Linked DNA regions of Homo sapiens: regions 2 and 3 are each linked to region 1. A link is a loop called in an ENCODE intact Hi-C map of the cell type or tissue named here. Cell type or tissue: natural killer cell. All regions are shown on one strand. Region 1 overlaps XYLT1 (xylosyltransferase 1). Region 2 overlaps XYLT1 (xylosyltransferase 1). Region 3 overlaps LOC105371106 (a long non-coding RNA gene).

What was found. A loop is a pair of places that touch in the nucleus more often than their neighbours do. Peaks named below come from ENCODE experiments on the same cell type or tissue, not always from the same donor. Only the 100,000 strongest peaks of a DNase experiment are listed, where the experiment ranks them.
Region 2: it touches region 1 in a loop (3-fold over the local background); 2 of 110 quality-filtered maps call a loop at or near these places.
Region 3: a loop joins it to region 1, with 4 times the contacts of the local background. A loop is called at or near these places in 17 of 110 quality-filtered maps.

The regions. Positions count from the first base shown.
Region 1 is chr16:17,341,692-17,345,691 of GRCh38, forward strand. The region is part of intron 2 of XYLT1 (xylosyltransferase 1); the gene reads right to left. Among named protein-coding and RNA genes, the nearest start is that of XYLT1, 130 kb to the right of the region's middle. RefSeq lists an enhancer at 3,919-4,000. In natural killer cell, no CTCF peak of the experiment used is centred here; DNase peaks (open chromatin) are centred at 1,510, 2,230, 2,970 and 3,500; H3K27ac peaks cover 2,784 bases.
Region 2 is chr16:17,447,479-17,451,478 of GRCh38, forward strand. The region is part of intron 1 of XYLT1 (xylosyltransferase 1); the gene reads right to left. Among named protein-coding and RNA genes, the nearest start is that of XYLT1, 21 kb to the right of the region's middle. In natural killer cell, no CTCF peak of the experiment used is centred here; DNase peaks (open chromatin) are centred at 1,593 and 2,003; H3K27ac peaks cover 1,738 bases.
Region 3 is chr16:17,472,785-17,476,784 of GRCh38, forward strand. The region is part of intron 2 of LOC105371106 (a long non-coding RNA gene); the gene reads right to left. Among named protein-coding and RNA genes, the nearest start is that of XYLT1, 3.8 kb to the left of the region's middle. In natural killer cell, CTCF peaks have their summits at 1,506 and 1,884; DNase peaks (open chromatin) are centred at 1,387 and 1,887.

The DNA.
Region 1 (4,000 bases):
TCTCTGAAGAATAGGTATAGGAAGTGATGTGCTTTTGAATCATTTAATTGTTTTCATCATGTGCTTGTATTGCATTAATCCTCTGTAGGTCCCGTATGCTCTATCTCCTTTCAGAACACATCCAGCATCAAACTATTTCATTTTTAATTTTTGTGTACACGGAGTAGGTATAAACTACTTCTTTTGGCTTTCACTATTAACACTCTGGTCCAAACCACCCCTGCATGTCCCCTAACAGATTACAACATCCTTCCCCCTCACCCATCTCCCTGTTCTTGCCCTTGACCCATTACAGTACATTTTCAGCAGGGCAGCCACCAATCCCATTTTCCAAGGCAAGGCCATGTCATTCCTCTGTTTAAAATCCTCTGAAGACTTCCCAGTGTGGAGTGAAGCAAGGACCCTTCTAAGTTTCCCAAGGTTCTAATGATCTAGCTTCACCTCCACCGCCCCTCTCTCCCTTACTCATGCTGTTCTAGCCACACCAGGCTCTGCTGGCAACCAACACACCAACCACATTCTATCTCAGGGCCTTTGCCCTGGCTGCTCCTGTTCCTTCCTCTTTCTGCAGAGCTCCACCACTCATGCTTTTGAGATCTTTGCTCAAACACTGCTGCATGGAATTGTCTCCACCAAAGGAAAAGGGCAACCTATCTCCAACTGGCCTTACCTAGCCCACAGTCCTCCCCTGCTTTGCTCTCCCATGCTCTCATCGCCATCTGACATGACATATCAACATGCATTTCTCGGTTGGGCGTGGCGGCTCATGCCTGTAATCCCAGCACTTTGGGAGGCCGAGACAGGCAGATCCCATGAGGTTGGGAGTTCGAGACCAGCCGGGCCAACATGGTGAAACCCCATCTCTACTAAAAGTACAAAAATTAGTTGGGCGAGGTGGCGCGTGCCTGTAATCCCAGCTACCCAGGAGGCTGAGGCAGGAGAATCGCTGGAACCCGGGAGACGGAGGTTGCAGTGAGCCGAGATCGCACCATTGCACTCCAGCCTGGGCAACAGAGAGAGACCCTGTCTCAAAAAAAAACACATGCGTTTCTCATTTACTACCTGTATAGAATGTGTGCTCAGAAGAGTAAGAATTTCTGTCATGTTGGCTGTTGTATCTCCAGCTCCTAAAACAGTATCCAGAACGTAGTAGGCACTCAACACATATTTATTGAATACACTGATCAATATTATCACATGATAATATGATATGCTATTGATAATTGCGATGATGAAAAGCAAATCCAGAAAAAAACTTCGAGTCCCTAAAGAAAAATGTTTATAAAAACAAAACATAAATTTTGAAAAAACATGTTTCCAGTCACAGCTGCCCGCAGAGAACAGGGTGGAACACCCAACAAGAAAGTAACACGTAAACACCTCACGGCCAACATGGCACACAGCAGCCTGGTTGTCTCAGGCAGCTGCTCTGCACACAGGACCCTTTCACAGAGTCCAGGGAGTAAATGCCAGCAAGGGTTGAACATGTTACAACGTCAGCCCCTGAAGCCACAGACTATTTTCGGGTGTCAGGCAAACCCACAATCTCCTGTGACAGCCAAACTACTGCAGATCTGAAAACCGTCTCCCTGCGGTCTTTCAGGGGACAGGCCTCCGGGATTGTGCCACGAACTCCTCTTGCTTCACGGCACCCAGTGCCTGCTGCATCAACAGCGACTCAGGCATAGGTGGGCTTGGGGTCTCCATCCCCCAGATGTGAGCTGGAGGCCCTACATCCTTTTGTGCCTCAAGGTTGTGCTGGCGTTTTAGTTTTAAAATGAAAAAAAAGAATAATTTGAGACAGGATCTCGCTCTATCACCCAGGCTGGAGTGCAGTAGCGCAATCACAGCTCACTGCAACCTCCATCTCCTGGCCTCAAGTGATCCTCCCACCTCAGCCTCCCGAGTAGCTGGGACTAAAAGCACGGGCCACTACACGCAGATTATGTTTTATTTTTTTGTAGAGATGGTCTTGTTATATTGTTCGGGCTAGTCTCAAACTCCTGGCCTCAGGCAATCCTTCCACCTTGGCTTCCCAAAGTGTTGGCATTACAGGCATGAGCCACCATACCCAGTGTGCTTGGCTTTTTAAATGAGAAGAGGAATCAAGAGAGCGTTCTTCCGTACCTCATCACACCCACAGTGAAACACTTGGCACATGCTATCTTGTTTGTAACTCCAGGTCACATGAGGTCACTTGGAAGCAAAAAATTAAAGCCCAATGACATTTACAGGGAGGCGTTCAACCAGCAGACTTCACCTAAACGTCACCAGCTCCGTCTCATTACAGTCAACGGGTGTTGATTTTTACACATTCTCTGCTACCCATACTTGGTTAGGACCGTGGTTTTCAGCTCAGGGGTGCTTTTGCTCCCCAGAGATATTCGGCAATGTCCAGAGACATTTGTGAGACAACTGGAGGAGGGAGTGTCATTAAAATCTAGTGTGTACATGCCAGAGATGCTGCTAAACATTCTACAATGCAGAGAACAGCCTCACAACAAAGAATAATCCTGTCCCAGGCCGGGTGCCTGTAATCCCAGCACTTTGGGAGGCCAAGGCGGGCGGATCACGAGGTCAGGAGATTGAGACCATCCTGGCTAACACGGTGAAACCCCGTCTCTACTAAAAAATACAAAAAAAAAAAAAAAATTAGCCGGGCGTGGTGGCGGGCGCCTGTAGTCCCAGCTACTCAGGAGGCTGAGGCAGGAGAATGGCACGAACCCGGGAGGTGGAGCTTGCAGTGAGCCGAGATCACGCCATTGCACTCCATCCTGGGTGACAGAAGGAGACTCCATCTCAAAAAAAAAAAAAAAAGAATAATCCTGTCCCAAATGTCAGTAGTGCCCAGATCAAGTGACCCCAGGTTAGTCAGTCCACAGGGTAAACAAGGTTGCCCTGGGGAAGGGAGTCCCTTAAGCACTGTAGTGAGGCTGGAGGCAAAAGAATGGGGTTGATAAGATCTGGTACACCTTGGGGCTTTTGAGATGTGTCTTCGCAGCCAACTGTCTAAGGATTCTTTTTTTTTTTTTGAGACAGGTCTCTGTCACCCAAGCTGGAGTGCAGTGTGGTGATCTTGGCTCACTGCAACCTCTGCCTTCCGGATTCAAGTGATTCTCCTGCCTCAGCCTCCCGAGTAGCTGGGACTACAAGCATGCGCCACCACGCTTGGCTAATTTTTATATTTTTAGTAGAGACGGTGTTTCACCATGTTGGCCAGGCTGGTCTCAAACTCCTGGCCTCAAGTGATCTGCCTGCCTCAGCCTCCCAAAGTTCTAGGATTATACATAGGCGTGAGCCACTGCGCCCGGCCTAACACAGGCAAGTCCACTACCTGGCCATGTCTGAACATACCCCAGGCCAGAAAAGGAGCTTCCTCAGCCTGTGGGTGGCAGAGGTGAGACCCAAGGGGCCAGCTGTTGGCCCGTTTTTATTTCCTTAGAAGATGTCTCAGCCTCTGCTACTCTGACCACTCGTCATCCAGGCAGTTCTGGGCTTCACTCATGTGGTGACGACACAGTTCATCTCTGAACTGCACGCAGGCAAAAAATGTCCCAGCTTGCTCTTGAGACAAGCACCTAGTTTGGCTGCCAAAAACATCCTGGTATTTCAACTCGTGCTGCTTCCCTCTCTGTAAAGAGGAAACCAGCTACCTAAACAGAGGAGGAGGAACATTCCAGAGAAGGCACAAAGCAAATCCCTGCAGAGAATGCCAAAGTCTTTGCCCTCTCTGTGGCACAGGGATGCAGGAGGCAGTGCATGGAGGCACGGAGGCTGGAGAGCCTCTGCTCCCCAAGCCTGCTACTTCCACAAGAGAGAAAAGGCAGGGGGTGACGCAGCTTGCATTCACAAGTGACAAGAGGGTGTCTCCAGCTTATCCTCTTAGCAGTCCTCATGGCTGCTTTAACTAGTTGGGAAGCTGAAGCTCAGAAGCTAAAAGCCTTTCTCAAAGGTGATGCACTGAGCAAGTGAAAGAGTTGGGATTCAAACGTAGGACTAT
Region 2 (4,000 bases), 110 kb after region 1:
TGCACAAAGCATGACTTGGGAGGGTCTCCCAGACATGCCGTCCTGCTGCTGAGTTCATGGGTCAAAGACATTTGGAACTTGGCAGGGGCTCATATTTTAAGACTACCACTAGCATTTCCATCCTAGAAGCTTGAAGCTGTCTTTAGGAACATATTCCTACATCCCAGGGAGAAGGAGAGAGGTGCTTATGGGATGCTCTTGGAAAAAGAGTTTCAGCCTATGTCGTAAGACCCATGGAGGGTGGTTGGATAGCAGCTCTGCTGTGTGAACAAGCGACCTTCCACGAAAGCCACTTTTCACCCTCTAAGCCTCAATGTCCACATTTGTAAAATGGGAGAATATGAGTACTACTTCTGGGGCTGCAGTAAGAGTTTTAAAAAATGAGGCATTTAAAAAACACCCAGTACCTTGCTTGGCACATTGTGGACATTGTGGCCTCTGTGCTTCATTGTAAGACCCTGTCGCTTGTGACATGCATCATTGATTGAATAACAATTTGGGGCAAAAGGGTGTGTGCTGAAACATTAAGGAAACATACACATCAATTGTAAAATTCATCCCAGATTTCAGAAAGGCTATTTACTAAATATTAAAAATGTGTATCTTTGGCCAGATGTGGTGGCTCACACCTGTAATCCCACCACTCTGGGAGGCCAAGGCGGGTGGATCACTTGAGGTCAGGAGTTCAAGACCAGCCTGGCCAACATAGTGAAACCCCATCTCTACTAAAAATACAAAAATTAGCCAGGCGTGATGGCACATGCCTAAAATCCCAGCTACTTGGGAGGCTGAGGCAGAATTGCTTGAACCCGGGAGGCGGAGGTTGCAGTGAGCCGAGATTGCGCCACTGCACTCCAGCCTGGGCGCAGACAGAGCAAGACTCTGTCTCAAAAATAAAATAAAATAAAATGGCTGTGAGCCTGGGCGACACAGTAAAAAATGTGCATCTTAAAATGAAGCATATTATCATTATTATCATTATTACAATTGCTGTATTCATTTTAGGTGGGAAAATGCATACAGAGAAGCTATGTGACTGACCGCAGGCCACACAGCCAGCAACACAATCTAGTCCCCACACAGCTCCAGAGGAAGGAGGGAGAGGAAGAGGCAGAGTTGACCAGGCAAATCTCCCTCATCCAATTCCTCCTCCTCCTACAAGAATCAACAGTAATAATAATAATGGAAGATGAGGGTGAGGGGAGGTGGAGGGGGGAGGAGGAAGAGGGGGGAGGAGGAAGAGGGGGAAGGGGAGGAGGGTGGAGGAGGAGGAGGGCAGAGGAAGAGGAAGAGGAGGAGGAAGCAGCAGCAGCAGCATGTTATGGTGCTTAATACAGGCCCAGACACTGTGCTAAATGAGGTGCATGTATTAACTCATTTATTTCTCCTGACAACCCTTTGAAGTGGGTTCATCATCATCCCCATTTTACAGATGAAGGAGCTGAGGCACAAAGACTTCAGTCACACAGCTGCTGGGTGGCAGAGCCAGGCTGCGAACTCCGGCACCTTGGCGCCAAGTCCCCGTGCTTCTCTACTGCATTGCACTTCATTCCACCAACTGAGACAAAGAGGGACGTTTTGGTGGAGAAGGAAGTGGCATATAAGTGTCATGCCATGCCTGGTCTCACCCACACGCCCAAGGAAGTTCCTCTGAACCCACAGAGCATGCCCTGGGCTCCCTCTGATGAAAGCAAGTTCATGCCTCTCTTCCACTCTCTCCTGCTGCCCCAGGCCAGCTGAGCAGGCCAAAGGAGGGCTGGGGCCAAATCTGCAGCCCCATCCTGGGGAAAGGCTCTGACGACAGTAGCCAGCTTCTCACTGCTGTCTGCAGGATCTCAGCAATTCCACGGGCATGGAGAACAGCAGCCCCTGGAGAGGGTAGGAGAAGATTGGGTGTCTGCCAGGCCTGCAGCTGTGGACACTTCCCCTATGGGCTGCGGGGACGGGGCAGGCCCAGCACCTGGAAGAGGGCGCCTCCCCTGTCTGGCTGGTCTTCAGTCCCATCAACGGGACTTAGCATCAAGTGACGTGGTGGTTATGCACACGGGCTTGTGGGGAGCTGTGCAACCTTGCGAGAGTTACTTCCCCTCTCTGTGCCTCACTTCCTCTGTCCATAAAACAGTGACTCTGACAATGCTGACAACACTAGGTGTTGGAAGCATTAAATATAAAACGCCTAACATGTAGTATGTGCTTAATAAATGGTAGCTGCTAATTACTATTATTTATCATCATCAACAGGACTATGCATCAACTACTAAGAACACAGGTGGACCTTAAGGTGCCATCAGTATGGGTGAGGAGCTGACAAGAACCCATGGAACAAGGCATGATTCCTTGTTCTAGAATATCTTTGGCCTTTGGATCTTAAAATGTCATCTTAAAGTGGGGTTCCATAGCTCTCACTTTTAAGACATCTCATCTGATCTTTCAGGCAATTTCTGAAGGAAACAAAAATATTTACTGAGCACCTATTGTGTGCCATTCACTGTTTCCACCACTGGGAATAACCTGATGGAGTTAATGAATCCAAGACCAGCTATGATGGTGATGGCAGTTACTAATAAAAGGTGAGAAGGACCGGGAGTGGTGGCTCACACCTGTAATCCAGCACTTTGGGAGGTGGAGGCAGGCAGATCACTTGAGGTCAGGAGTTCAAGACCAGCCTGGCCAACATGGTGAAACCCCACCTCTACTAAAAATACAAAAATTAGCCAGGCATGGTGGCAGGCGCCTGTAATCCCAGCTACTCAGGAGGCTGAGGCAGGAGAATCGCTTGAACCCAGGAGGCAGAGGTTGCAGTGAGCTGAGATTGCGCCACTGCACTCCAATCTGGGCAACAGAGCGAGACTCCGTCTCAAAACAAACAAACAAACAAACAAACAAAAAAAAAAAGGTGAGAAGGATTCTAGAGTTTATTGTTAGGTAGAAGTGGGAGGTACTGGGAGGAAAGGACTCTTTTCTGCAGACAATCACACCAAAACAGCCACGTACACATGGAAGTGGGAAAGGACACGTGGGTCACACACACGGCTGGAAGAAGAGACATGTGCAATCAGGGCACAGGTAACCACAAGAGACCTAAAAGTTCAGAGCACAAGGGACCCAGAATCCCTCAGACCATTTTAAAGACGGGGAAACAGAGAACCTGAAAGGCAGGCAGCCCAAAGCCACACCAAGCAAGACACAGAACAGGTTCTGGAATCCAGGTATCCTGACTCCTGAAAGTCGAGATCACTTTGTCTTGCGTCGTAAACAGACTAAGACATTCCAGCACAGCACAGCCCGCCATCACAGACAGACACTGCTGCCAGGTCAGGCAGCCCCCATCTGCCATCTCTCTAGATCAGTGTTACCAAGCTGAGGGGAGTGTAAGACACCACCACCCTCAAAATCAAACACCTTAGGACAGGACCAAAGACAGGTAAGTTTTGACATGGAGATGAGGGAGAGAAGTTCCGAGTTGGGGACATCATCATTCTGCAGGGGCAGGTGGGGAATCGAAAAAGCCGTTGCATGCAAAGGACAAATGTTCTTTCATTGGAGGTGGAGTGATAATAACTGCAGAGGGACTCTGGGAAGGTTGTTGGACAGAGTGATTTTTGTCTTCAAAGAACGTGATCAACTTTTTGCAAGTGTTCAAGTTCCACCTCCAAATCTTGCAATTTCTAAACCAGTCAACTTTTCTAGGTTTTTAATAAAACAGAGATGATGAACCCATTAGCAGGGCTGTTGGGAACCTCACCCCAGAAAACAGTTGATGGTGGCCTGGAAGCCCCTGCAGGCTCTTGTTCCTGTCCTTCTTCCCAAATGACTTTCATGTCCTTGTCATAATGACCACATTGTTTACCTCCTCTCCCCGCAATCCATGCCGGACTATCTTCTCTTTGTTTCATCTTAAATGTCACCTTGTTGGAAAAGCCTTCCCAGATGACCCTCCCCTTCTCCCTGACTCACTGTCCCCTCCATCGGAACCTGAGCTGCAGGAAGTCAGGGAACG
Region 3 (4,000 bases), 130 kb after region 1:
ATAATATTATATATATATATATGGTGAGATAAGCATTGCTGTAGAGATGTGCAAAAATGCTAAGGGTTCATGAGGGCAGGACGGGAGTAAGCGCCAAGAAAAAATGCTTTCTGAACCCATGTAATTAGCCAGTCCACTTGCCTGAACAAGAAAAGTATAAAATGTATGCTAGTGGGGGTTGTAAACTCCAAACCAATCAACCTTAGTTGTATCTAAAGCTTAGCCAGGCATGTAGCCTGGCATAGAGGCCTTCCCTTTGGGCCCAGCACCCCTAACCAGGAGTAAAAGACCAGAGGCAAGTTTCTAGGGCCACCAGTCATCTGTTTATCAGTTGGGGATATTTTGTTTACAAGCAATAACATCTATTACTAACAGTAATAAGACTTAAGTCTATCTTTTAAGTCTTTTTTTTTTTTTTTTTTTTGACACAGTCTCACTCCATCACCCAGCCTGGAGTGCAGTGGTGTGATCTCAGCTCACTCCAACCTCTGCCTCTTGGGTTCAAGTAATTCTCATGCCTCAGCCTCCCGAGTAGCTGGGATTACAGGCATGTGCCACCACGCCCAGCTAATTTTTTTTTTAGTACAGACGAGGTTTCACCATGTTGGCCAGGCTGATCTCAAACTCCTGACCTCAGGTGATCTGCCTGCCTCAGCCTCCCAAAGTGCTGGGATTACAGGCATCAGCCACTGTGCCCAGCCCGGTCTGTCTTAAAAATATACTTTACTGGATCATGTAGCTGAACATTGCAGAGGAAAGGCTTCAGGTGAGGTTTGATCTAGCAACTCACAATTATCACCTGGGATTCCTTTTCTTTCCATCTCTCCTCTCTGCTTTCCATGGAGTCTACCTTATTCCCTCTTGATGTCACACGATGCCTGGCCTCAGCTGCTGCGACTACTTTGTATCCTGTGTTCATTTCTAGCCCAGGGAAAGGAGGGTCAGTATTTCCCAGGATTTTCCTCAAAGGTTCGGAGATTTTTTTTCTGATTAGACCAGTCTTAAGTTCTGGGTCACTCCGAGACCAATCAGTGTGGCCAGGAAGTTAGAAAATGCCGATCAACTTGGCCAAGATCCCATATTTCACCTCCGCCATTGGGGTGAAGCCAGCCTCCCTGTAACAACTTGGATGCCCTATAGAGATCAGGGTCTGATGGGAAAGAAGTAGGTGCAGGGAACAGATTCCATCATTTATTCCACGCAGCCTCCCGAGGTTATATGACCTTGGCCAAGCCACCTCCCCTCCCAGGACTTAGATTTCTTTAGTGCCAAATGAGGGGTTGGAGGAGACAGCCCCCAAGATTTCACATGTTGCCAGAACGCTCTCTTAGTGTCTCAGCAGAGCTTCTCAACCCAGCAGAGGCTGCTCTGGAGCCTCTTGGCAACCCTGCCCTCTGGCTCATCTTTGCTTCAAGGTCTCTGGCCGCATTTTTCCCGTTAGCAGCAATGATGTTATCTGCTTCCTCCACATCTCACATTTAACCACAGTCCTTTGGGGCCCACCCTCTGGCTCCACTCCCTCAGGGGCCAGGGGCTTAAGGAGTGAGGTTAAGGATCTGGGCTCCAAGTCCCTGGAGAGAGAGTTGTTTGTTTATCTCAGACTTATAAAAAGCCATGCAAGAAAGAGGTTTAAAGGCTCCAGGCGGGTTATGGACGCCATAAACAGCTTATGTGATGGTTTTAGGATGAAAAATCACCCGAGATCGAAGAATAGGAAGGCAAGCTTCTGGGGTCACTGGAGCTGTCTTCCTGCACCTCAAGAATCTTTGGGTAAGGAGGTGAGACAAAGATGAGATCAGAACAGCGGGTGGCTTGGAGTGGGAGAAGGGCGTGAATTTTGACGAATCTGCAGTGCACATGTATCTCAGTACCAGGGGGCGCAGTTGGTTTGGGCAGTGCCAGAACCCCTGGGAGCAGGGGCCGGGCATCATGTCTTCTAAGCCAAACCAAGCAAAAGCAGCCACTTTGCATTCGAAGGGGCCCCGGCTTTGGCTTCCACTGTGGTGTAAAAGCGAGACAGGCAGAGCTTGATGTATAAGACAGAGCCGAAAGCACCGCCTGAGACTCCAGCGGCAGCCCTAGCAACAGCAGTGAGAGTCCTTAGAATTTTTAAAGCTCATTCAGTCATTCAACAAAGATGTATTGGACCCTATTATGTGCCGGACGTCATGCTGGGAAAGCAAACTATAGGCGTGTAGAAGATTTCCTAAGGAACTCTGCTCTTAAAATATCGTTCCTAATCTCACTTGACCAAGAGCCAGAGCTCTGAAGAAGCCCCAGACTGATCTGTGGGATTCCCTCCCCACCTCCACCCCAAATCTTGTTTCATCGCCATTTTCCAGTGAAGGGGGGAGTAAATCAGTTAATCAGTAGTTTTCAGCTCCTAGGTGTGCCCAGCACTGAGCTCGGGGCTGTGAGAGAAAGTGGAAGGCCAGGGGGAAAGGGTTCTTCTCTCTCAAGGAGCTGTCAGAAGAGGTCATGGGACAAGACAGGCGCGGGATGGGGTCAGAGGAGGGGGCAGCCACAGCGGAGTCAGTGTGCAAAATGGTTAAGAGTCAGATTTCCCAGGTTTACTCAGCTCTGCTACTTTTTGACTCGGATTTCTAAGTATCAGTTGTTTACCTCGAGGCCTCAGTTTTCTCATCTGTAAAATGAGGCTGATAAAAGGGCCATTCTCATAAGTTTCTTATAAGGATTCAATGAGATAATCCATAAGAAAGGCTTTTTCCTATAGTGACTGACACATAGTAAGTGCTCCGTAAATGTTAGATGATATGTGTCTTATTTATTTTTCTTCATTTATTTGAGACAGGTTCTCACTCTGTTGATCAGACTGGAGTGCAGGGGCACAATCATGGCTCACTGCAGCCTCAAACTCCCAGGCTCAAGCAATTGTTTGGCCTCAGCCTCTCAAGTAGCTGGGACTACAGGTGCACGTCACCACACCCACTAATTTTTTATTATTAATTTTTATTTTATTTATTAATTTTTATTTATTTTGTTATTAGTTTTTATTAGTAACAGTAGGGCACTGCCAATTATGAGTGTCCAAAGGTATCCAGGGCTGCCTGGAGAAAGTAGCACTAAAACCTCATCCTCGACTTTGATAGAAGATTGCACATACCCCCAAGGGTTAGGACCAAGTCTCATTCATCTCTACTTTTTCTGGTGCTTTGCACAGTGCAGGGCACTGAATACATTTTGGGGGTGGAATGAACACTGATCTATGGGGCAGGTAGGAATGAGCCTGGGATGCTGGCAGGTTGGAACCCCATGCTTAGAAGTTCAAGGAACCCAAGTTCAAACACCATCTCGGCAACTTGTTAGTTGTGTGATGTTAAGCAGGTTAGTTAATGTCACCAAACCTCGATACTCTCAACTGTAAGTAGTGAAGAAAAATAATACGTATGTTTTAAGGCTGGGGGGTTGGAGGCAGGGAAATGGGGCAGTGTATATAGCAGAGTGTCATACAGTTTATACAAAATGATAGCACCGGCCAATAGCAGTGTTGAAGGAATATTAGCCTGGTTGCATTGGCAGGGTGGTCTGTAAAGCAATGTTCTCCCCTTGCCTCAATGCTCCTGCCCCAGGTGCCAGAGAGCTAGGGCTGGATATGCCTTCTGCATTTAAATAAACTTCAGCCTAAGAGTTAAATTTAGCCAAATACATTCTTTTTTAAAATTTCGATCATGCATTTATTTCTTTTTGGTTTATTAGAGCCTGTTTTCACCCAGACTCTACAAATTTTGCTCTTGAAAAATTAAAAAATTCCCCCTACGTTTCACTTCTGCGTTGAGACAGAAATCATGAACAGGTGGGTCACCTGTTTCTGAGTGTCAGTGAGTGGTACGCTGAACACCCTCCCAGCCCACTAGGAATCCCAGAGTCTCTCCAATAAGCATTTGCAAGTGCAAGGATTCCACGTGGAGGTCAGAGGAGCCAGGACCTTGAACGTCCCTGGAGCCCCACCCACAGCATGCGAGGTCACAGACAGACAGGC